2 separate regions of the Homo sapiens genome follow, and region 2 is linked to region 1. Evidence: read pairs that join two places in POLR2A ChIA-PET (ENCODE). Cell type or tissue: GM12878. All regions are shown on one strand.

What was found. Peaks named below come from ENCODE experiments on the same cell type or tissue, not always from the same donor. Only the 100,000 strongest peaks of a DNase experiment are listed, where the experiment ranks them.
Region 2: POLR2A ChIA-PET joins it to region 1 with 5 read pairs; 5 of 35 experiments call an interaction of 5 or more read pairs at or near these places.

Annotation. Positions count from the first base shown.
Region 1 is chr2:161,244,544-161,249,543 of GRCh38, forward strand. PSMD14-DT (PSMD14 divergent transcript) reads right to left here. Exons shown (of 4, transcript NR_110593.1): 3 at 3,981-4,042. It overlaps LINC01806 (long intergenic non-protein coding RNA 1806), which reads left to right and starts at 196. Exons shown (of 2, transcript NR_110164.1): 1 at 196-352; 2 at 2,332-4,507. RefSeq lists enhancers at 1-44, 1-492 and a silencer at 475-584. In GM12878, no CTCF peak of the experiment used is centred here; a DNase peak (open chromatin) is centred at 148; H3K4me3 peaks cover 1,966 bases; H3K27ac peaks cover 1,334 bases.
Region 2 is chr2:161,171,893-161,176,892 of GRCh38, forward strand. All of the region lies in intron 1 of TANK (TRAF family member associated NFKB activator), which reads left to right. Among named protein-coding and RNA genes, the nearest start is that of TANK, 14 kb to the left of the region's middle. In GM12878, no CTCF peak of the experiment used is centred here; no DNase peak of the experiment used is centred here; H3K4me3 peaks cover 549 bases; H3K27ac peaks cover 1,155 bases.

The sequences.
Region 1 (5,000 bases):
CTTTCTTCCGTTCTCCTTCCGCAAGGAACGTCTTGGGGCTTCTCGAACATCTCTCAGCATTTACTGTACGCCCCCCTCCCCTCGCTTTTGCTGATAAAATGGTTGGTGTTGTGTTTAAAGTGTTTATAAAGTCTCCTCCGTGATAACGCGAGCGTTTAAGAGAGAGAATTCTAGGCACACCTCTTCCTCCCCTCCAGAGTGCCCCGGCGTCTTTCTAGCCTCCGCCTCCAGGCGGGTGAGGAGGTGACACCTGAGAATTCCTCCCTCTCACCCCTGACCCTGCCGGAAAGCGAAACTGAGATGCGGGCATTGGGCCCTGGGAAGCGTGGGGAAGGGGAAAGGAGAAAGCCAGGTGGGTTTTTAGGTCCCTTCCAGTGCCACACTGCGGGGCGTTGAGGGGCCGCTCGAGGCAGGCCCTTCCATGAGGCCTGGACTGGAGGCCTTCTCTAGCCGCCGGCGCTGGCCTGGGCCGCCTGCCGCCACGCAGGGGCCGCGCGCCTGGGCCCCAGGGCCCCTTTGCCGGCGGGAGGCCGGGGGGACCGACTGCTCTTGGCGCCCGGGGTCGGGGGAGGCCGGGAAACCTCGGCTCCCGGGCGACAGGCACCCAGGCCCTTCTCAGCCCCCCGGCCGCGGCCGCGCCGGGCCTCGCTTCAGCCGGGCGATTCTTCCCCTCATTTGTTGCATTGTTTGCATTAATATGAATATCTTGTTCTGTTTGTTTTGTCTCCTGAGAGCCAATAAAGCTGTGAGTTTTTTCATTACACCAAATGCAGCTCTACGGGCGATCAATCAATGGGTAGTCTTCGGATAATCTGTGAGAGTGAGAAATCTAATAAAGCTAGCGACTAAAAAAGGAAAACAAAATCTATTTTTCTCTTAGGTTAACTACGTCAGGATTAATGTGTTCCACTTCTGCTGCCTGAGGTGGGTTTAACTCTTGTTCTTTCCCCCCCACCCACCCCAACAAATTGATTTAAATGTCAAGATGGGAGGGGAAGAGGGCTGAGGAAAGAAAGAGAAAAGAAAAGGGATGTTTAGGAGCTTCTTAAATTTTCTGATGGTTGGCCGATTCTTTCAAGAAGAGGAAAGACAATACTTTCTAACGTCCCAGAAAATCAGAGAAATGGAGGATTCTAACAAAATGTAGTTTGGCAAAGAGGCCCTTCCTCAGTTTTCCGAACAGACAGGAAATGTAAATTGATAATGACGTAAATAAGTGATGATAATAAATCAAGTTATTATTAGTGCCCCCTGCCCCATCACTTGTTTGCTTTTGCTAGATGCTAAACTTAACTCCTCAAATGCATTTTTTGGAAGGCCCCTCAACCATCCTGAGCAATGCAGGAAATAAGAGAAAGATCATCTGCCTGGGCTGCTGCAGTTCTCCTCACAGCACAATGCAACCAAAATCATTTATAAACAGACAAAAATAACAATCTGAATTATCTAACATTAGCAGTTGAACTGAAGAGCCCAAGATTATGTGATGAATTGTTAAATTGCAGTAGCATTGTTTTGGATTGCTAATTAAAAAAAATAAGCAAACCCCATGACTCTAGATATGACAACTGAAAATACCCACAAATTATTTAATAAATGAAGTGTCTAACAACTTTAACACTTCCTGGTCGCCCTGTTAATAAATGTAATTTGAGGTAGATTTTTAAAATCTTCAATCTAAACAGTGAATTCATTACGCGCCATTCAGATCTCTAGATGCCTATGGACTTCTTGGAATTAGGTGTTAAATAGACAAAAGTGAACCAAACTGCCTTTAAAAGCACAGCATGACCATGTAATTCTTTTTCCAGTTTGTGGTAAAAAATGATGAAACTTCTTTCCAAGTAGCTATCACCCAGATTTAGTGTGAAAAGTAGTGTAATTGTAATTCACGCCATCAGGGTCTATCGCTGATAGACGATCAGCTGTTCTGTAGAGGGGAGAGGCTTTCTTTTCAAATAGGAAAGCTGCCAAGTGCTCTGCGATACCTCCAGCAAGCTTATCGGATTGAGTTCAGAGCCAAAACAGCAGCTGCACACATATGCAAATTGGCAATTAATAGTATAACATTCTGTAAAAAAAAAAAAATGTTTAAAAAAATTTTTAAAGAAAGTAGAAAGAAGCTACCTGAACATTAACCTTAACTGTAACTGGGACTTCTAAGATGAATGACTAAGGATTAATTACCCTCTGGAGAGGACTTGCTGTTTAATACCTTCTCTTACAGATCAAGTCTTTGTTGTCTTGCTGAGTTTTGTCTGTTTCATGGAACACAACAATACACTCTACAGGAAGAACTTTAACTAAAAAGCCCTTATATTTCGATTCCAGAAAATGGAGAAATTAAGTCCTTTCCATGGATCATTCCTTCTGTAAACAGAGATCACAAAGCAAGAGCTTCAGCATCCTCGTGAAAAAGACATTTTGTTCTGGGTGTCATCATCTCCTTCCACTACAGCTTGCAATTGGAACAAGCTTCACATCCTGGGGGTGCTGCCTATCTCTGTCTTGATTTCTGTCTGTCTATTCCTCCCATTGACAGGAATGTCGTTTGTATCCTCCACGCAGCAGTTTGCAGAAATCCAGCAAGGTTTATGGTTTATGTTGCCCAGCATGTATAAACACAACGCTCTCAAATGCTTTTTAAAAATCTATGAATTTGTTAGATGTCTTCACATCCTGGTCCTCCTACCCCAATTCTCAAACACAAAGTACTCTGTTGCCCTATTATAGTCCTGCGATAGTTCTGGCTAGGATTAGGTTGACGGTCTAAGCCCCAAGAAAGGCCTGGCATTTTCATAGCAGGCTTTCCCCAGTGCTTTGAGTCTTCCTCTCTCACTCCCTTTTTCTTTTTCCCTCGGAGGAGGGGGTGTTGGGGGTGGGAGGTGATTAGTAAATGTTTCAGGTAATCTGTGAATTCTTAATAGTCATATTTCCGTGGTGGAAGATCTCCCTATTTCTCTGATGTGACAGGTTACAGAAACCTTGGTGTTGGGGGTTTTACAGATATTTACAAGTTCTAGGAGTTTGAACTTTGGGTCAAGATGTTGATTCCTTTTAATGTGCGAGGGTGAAGGAGGTTTTATTTTGCTTTATTCTTTTGGATATTATGAGATGAGATTGTATCCAGTCTTGGCTGTAACCTATACCATAAATGCAGAGCTGCAACCATTATTTCTGTCTCTTTCTCCTTTTATCACCTACACTTCTAGAGATATTACTTTCAGTTTTATTGCAAATCATCTGTGTCTTTAGTTTAAACCATTATTTTTCATATACCCCAGGCACATTTCCCTTATAATGAGACAAATTTTAGATTATTAATGTTCCACCTAAAAGGATACTGTACACTTTTCATTGCCAATATGGGCTTTGAAGCTTAAATATCAACATTTTTATAGGAAATTTACCCATGTCAAATTTAAATATATTTGCTTATATTTCTTGGAAAAAAGATTTTGGATAACTATCAATTAAGCAGCCAATTCCATTTGGGGTGCAGAAAATTTTGAGCCCCTTGATAAGAAGGAACAAAATTTTTCCTCTAAATAACCAACTCTGGATCAGAAAAACTGAACTTTTCTAAATATTTATTATTAACAAAACTTTTTTTTGTCTGATTCCACTAGAAGCATTCTATGTTGTGAACACTATAAAGTTATCCTATGTTGTGAACACCATAAAGTTATGAGGGAAAAAATGTCAAATCTAAATTTTATTTAGAAGTAACATATTGTTTTTCTGGACTTGCAATCCAATTCGAATGCATCGTTAGACTTTTCTGTTTTCTTATGATTAAACAACAATGGCTTAAAATGATAGCAAGTCAACTGAAAAGTTGCTTTGGAATAAAACAAAAGTGGGAATGCCAACTTTCTTTTCTTCTCTATAACTTCATTAACATGGTTGTATAGACATTTGCATGTAAAATGTAGCTAACAAAAATTACACAGAAGTAAATTTAGTCCTCTAGTGCCTACCTCTATGGTGAAATCAGACCATTTGGCATAGTTTGAAGTCTTCCAAGAAGCCTGGTTTCCACCTGGAAAATAAATTACTAAATTTGAATGTGTTACTTATACTATGGTGAGTTGTCTATCTGTTACATTTTATTTTAGTGCATATACTAGAAATTGTATTTAGGGTGTTCTAAAATTGTCATCTGTCAAGGTAGAGAATTATAATAATATAATTATACTCAGAAAGCGTTCTGATTTTAGATTATTTTGGCACTGTTACAAATATGATGAATTTTAAAAAAATGCAGAATGTTTATTACAAATTCATATGTTTAATTGTCAAATTCTGAGATTAATTTAGATAAGCTATAACCAAAGTTTATTTTCTTTGCATTTATTGGTACATAGTTAATGCTTATACACAGGCTTCAGTGTAACACCTATACACTATTACAATATTTAGCTGTACTTATTTGCTTTATCTTTAAATGGTACTTTGTCCCAAAATTTTCTGAGTTTGATAAATTATTAAACATTTATCAAATCACTGTTGCATTCTCTATTCATCAATACATTCTGTTTTAAATCATAAACAGTTTGATTCTGAGTTATAAGAAATATTTTGAGTAATCAAAGATTCTATGTTGTATGACATAAAGCATAATAATGAGATTATTGATGAGATGTCATGATCAGTGAAGACCATACTCAGTGAATTTACCCAGATAAAACTATGTGTTATAATGCCGCAAGTGTACACAGAAGTAGGAGATAAAGATGTGCTATCATGGCTCAGTAAAAACTCCTCACCACAGCTAGTGACAAGAACAAACAATGTTTTGTTAAAATCTGTAGGTTTTTCTTCATCTCAAAGGATAGTGCATTAATCTCCTAAAGAAAGTAATTGTTCTCTCTGAAATGTACAGTAAGTTGAGTTAAACAACTAGAGCAAGTATGGTTATGGAATTTTATTTTCTCAAGCTCAGAAACTTTTAAATTTACTACAATATACCCAAATATGTCTAATTACTATACTACCCT
Region 2 (5,000 bases), 73 kb before region 1:
TGAAAATATTTTTTTTCAAACTTTTCTGGTTAAGACCAGAGGATAGATACAAACTGTACCACTCTTTTGAAAAATCATTAGTACTACCTTATTATTTATTTATAAATCTGGTAGAGTAGAAGATACTTAAGGAAAATCTTGCATTCAAATACTCTGCCAGAGTTGTTTTTCCTGTTATTTAACAGCATAGAAAGGTTAACAAAGCAGAGCATTAGATAACATTTCTACATATTGGATTAATAGTCTTTTTACATAAAATAACAGACACAAAATGTCATACACTATTTTATGCATTTCCTAGTTTTCCTTCTGGCCTCCTTCAAAGAAATAATAAGTGGGCCTGTCCTCTTTTTTGGTTTATATTTGGTAGGAAAAACATGTACATCTTGTGCTATAAGGTGGTACAATAATGCGTATTGCTTTTCTCTATTGTTTTCTTTTCAAAAATGTAGTTTTTTTCGGCTTTTTTTTTTTTTTTTTTTGGGGGTAAAACGATTTTGGCCTAATTGGCCATCCAAGGATGTACTAGTATCAGGAGACATTAAAAACAGGACTTCAAGAATACAAACAATAGTGAAGGCATAGTTATCTTCATTTTTTTCCTATAGATAATTATGCAGGTGATGCTTTCTTCCTCTTTATTATGATGTCTTTTCTAGCACTGTTGTCCAAAATTAGATTCAGTATCTTCCCTCTCCTCCTGAAAATTTTCTTTCTGTCACTTTATGTCTGGCTATCACCACTTTCTACTGGGTGTTTTGAAAACCAGTGGCTGGTGAACCATCTGCAACAAAATCACCTGAGGCGCTTTGCTAACTAGAATGTAGATTCTGAGGTCCCATTTCAGGCCAACTGATTTGCAGTCACAGGTACCTGAATTGCTGCCCTCTTGTCTATTGTGCACATCCAGTCGGCCACCAAATCCTGTTGATTCTACTCTTGAAATGCCTCTTGAATCCACTCATCTTTATTTCCCCTGCTCTAGTTCAAGCCCTCATCTTTTACCTAGAATACAGCATTAGTTGCCTGTGGTATAGCCTCACTTTGTCTCCCTCGCTAGTTTGTAGTCCATGCTGTTATCTGTTCTGTCTAAAATATGTCCATCATCTCCTTGAAAATCTCTCATTACTCCTTGTGTCAACATGTTAAAGTCTAAATTTCTTAGAGTGACATTCGAGGTCTACTATAGTCTAGCCATAACTGAGTCTGCTGCATGTGGTTTATGCAGCCAGTGTACTCTACAGCTCTATAGGATGCCATTCCAATCATGGTCTTTATGTATGGTCTTCCCTAGAATTTTTGTAGTACAGCACAGTCATACATGCTGACCCTGACCATAGCTTATCATGGCACCCTCACCTCGCTATCATCTCTGCACACATGCTAGACTTGCATAAACAGAATACTCCCTTCACTAAAATGCACCATATTAATGACTTTTCAGGGCCTCTGCTCTTTCAGAATGAATGTACTTTGCCCACTCATTCTCTACTTGTTGAAACTCTTCTCATCTTTCGGGACTCTGTTTAAGTGTCAGATCCTCTGTGAAGCCTTCCACAATCCTTATTTTGATTGTTCCTTCTATTGAGCCTTTATCTTGTTTATACCTTTTACTTAACAGTTTTCTTCTTCTTTTTAGGTAGAACTGTGAATGAAATGCGTAAATCTCTAGTGAACCATTGGTTGAGGTCTACAAATGCTTATACCTGTGCTACACAGACCTCTGTGAAGATGTGCCCAGACCTTTTTTTTTTAAACATTTATAATTGACCTTTTGGCTAATTATTTTCATGTGTGTCTGCCTCACTCAATTATAAGCTCTAATTGGAGAAAAAGGCAAAGACCATGACTGTTTTTCACTTTCCCAGGGAGAAAAGGAGTGCCTATTGTGTGTTCAACACTGAACCAGTCTTGAACATTGTACCAATCAGGATACAGCTCAGTTCCTCCTTTAGAGACCCACAAAACAGTGGTTAAACAAGGGTTGCCTGCATCACAGTGTTCTAGGTGGCTTGTCACTGTAACATTCCAACCAGCTGGGAAAAAAGGTGAAAGGGAAAACTTGTTATGGAAGTTACACCCATTTGCCAATGACTAGCACGTAGTCACATGACCACACCAGCTAAAAATCAGAAGTATTAGTACTATAAGAGAAGGAGAGAATAGATATTGAGGAACAAATAACATATCTTATATATATGGTCTCACTGAAGTTTTACTTAATTTTTACTGTATATATGGTCTCAATTTTTATTGTAACCCTACAACTATGTATGATGTGAAAAGTGATGTTCAGAGTTCAGTAAATGGCTAGGAAATTGCAGATCTGGGGTCTGAATTTAAAGGCTGTATTTTTTTTCAGTCTATTTAGTAAAGTGTTTAGGAGGGAATATATAAATGTTATTGAATAAACAAAAGTCACAGTAATTTTCACAGTATTACTTGTAATCACATATTTTTCATATCACATATTTTTACAGTATCATATCATCTCTTTACTTCCAGGACACTCTATATATAAAGTTTACTCCTTGCTTCTCACCATTGTGAAATGAAATGCCCTAGCAACTGGTTTGCAATCAAGGCTTAATTTGTAACATAAATTAAGACAAAGCAGCTACTGTTTTTAAATATATGATATCATTTATGAGGAAAAATAAGTCACCATATTTGCTGAGCAAAAGTTTTTATGTTGTGTATAGTTTGGTAATGTTATACAATTATAAAGTTAAAGGAGATTCTATTATCCAAACTCTTTGTCTTAATAACAAAGAAAATCAAGGCTGCAGAACTTGCCTTTTCTTTCATTTCCACCTCTACTTGCTTTCAGGCATCATGGGGAAAGCTTTAGCGTAATCCGTCATGTTTATAGTAACCATCATTGTTATGCTTAAGAATTGTCTCAGGTTTGCATGGTTGTCCTGATCAGGAAAATCAAACTGAGCAGTGCATAAGAAATGCATATAATCCTTGCCTGTTTTAGTAAAGAATTGATATTATTTAATATTAAAAACATCCTTATCACAGTGGGAAACCTGTTTGAAAAAGGATGACTGCCGTTTGATAATTAAATAAAAGGAATGGGTAAGATCATTCCCACCTATATCTCAACACTCTATTCAAATGCCACCTACCTCTCAAAGCCTTTCCTAAACTTCATAAATAGATTAACTTTCCTCTCCAAACTCTAGCCTTTTGGATATCTTAGGATGCTCATATACTATATGCTTCAAGTTACAGTTAATGGTACCTTCATGGGAGGAGATGCCATGTCTGATTCATTCTTACTGTATCAGTGGTACCCAGCACACTTCTGCTCATAGTTGGCACTAAATATTTTATCAAATAAGCATATTGACCATAACACCCTGGGAGAGCACTTTGCAGCTGACTCTAATGAACAATCCTTGAACCAAGAATTTTAAAGATTTAATCTAGTTCATAACACAGCTTTATAGCTATAGATAAGTCATTTAAGCCTTCTGAGCCTTATCAGTCAAAGAGGAATGTTAATATGTAATAGGAAATGAAGAATTGGTGAAAATACTTTGTGAAAGAAACATAACTTTAAGATAGTACTATATCTGAATCCCTTGCTGTTCCCCATATGGTGCCTTACACATCATAAGCCAGCAAATACCTTGTTCTGATTGAATGGTAATGGGATATATTTTATTAAAATCAAAGTTTTGCTAGGGCTGGGAAGCTTTACCAAAGGAAGAGAAAATTATCTTTCTTGCTCATGCTACCTCTCTTACTCCAGGACAGTTTCATTATTGAACCAAGGGATCAATGAAAGAGGAAGCAGGGATTTTCTTGGTGTTTCTTCATGGACAGGCACACCATGGGCAATCACTGGGCTGGAGAGGTGGGACAAGAACCGACTGCCCTCAGTTTTGCTTGTCTGAACCACTGGTCTGGGTAGGAAAAAAGGAATTACTGCTAGATTGACAACAGTGGGTAGATGAGAGTATCCAGGCTCCAGAAGAACTGCAGGGGACAAGATTGGGTTGGTGATTTGCATTGAGCTAGCCCTGCTACCTTCAGGGATTTCAGAATTTTTTTCTCATGTAATGGAAGGAAACCAGCAAACCAAATCCAGAAATAAAGCAAAACCCTAACTAGGAGAGTGTTTTCAAGGGAGAGATTGCTATAGCATCAGCCTCTTGGGTTTGGAGAATGAGCTTAACCATGAGATTTAGGTTTGAGCATGTTTACTATAAGTAAAAAGCATTTTCCTGGAGTCTGGCAAATATTGTGGAAGATGTACTGAAATGTAATTGAAATGTAGCTGCCTCTTAATTTTATACTTAACAAATGCCAAAAATAAATAAATAAACAAGTGACTTTAAAGTTCAGGGTGTTAATATTTGAAATCTGTCCAGTTTAATTAGCTGAGTCCCAGAGACTTTCCTTTTTCTCTGGTCAGTGTTGCTGATCTAACACCTAATTATCTTCTTGGTTGTGAAATAGGAATTAAAAGTATCATTTACTTATTTGTATCAACCTGGAACTTATTTCTTTAGCATACATTCTTATTTCAGGAAATAGGATGCATCCGTGTGGAATTTACTCAGTAGCTCCTCTCTCAGTGACATTTGTGTGATCTAATTCAAGGACCTGAAGGGATGGCTCCACATGATTTACTTGCATATGATGCAGCTGTTTTTAGTGCTGCATTTACATTTTTAAAAACAAGAATGCACCTTCTCGATAGAACAGACATGCATTTTTAACTCACAAACTCAAGAACTGTAGAAAAAGGAAGTTTCTTAGAAATTGGGTCCAAACACCTTTTTGTACTGAAGAAAAAGAAACTTTGGTCCCAAAAGATTTAGTGGCCCTTAACTAAGGGTCAGTCAGTAATAGAACAAAGCAAGGGACTAGATGGATTTCCAGTTCGAGGCTCTTATTTGTCTCAGATCTAAAGGTACAGGTGTGGTTTATATTGACAATTTTTCATGACATGCAGCTTTTTAAGGCAGTGATAGATAGCTTAG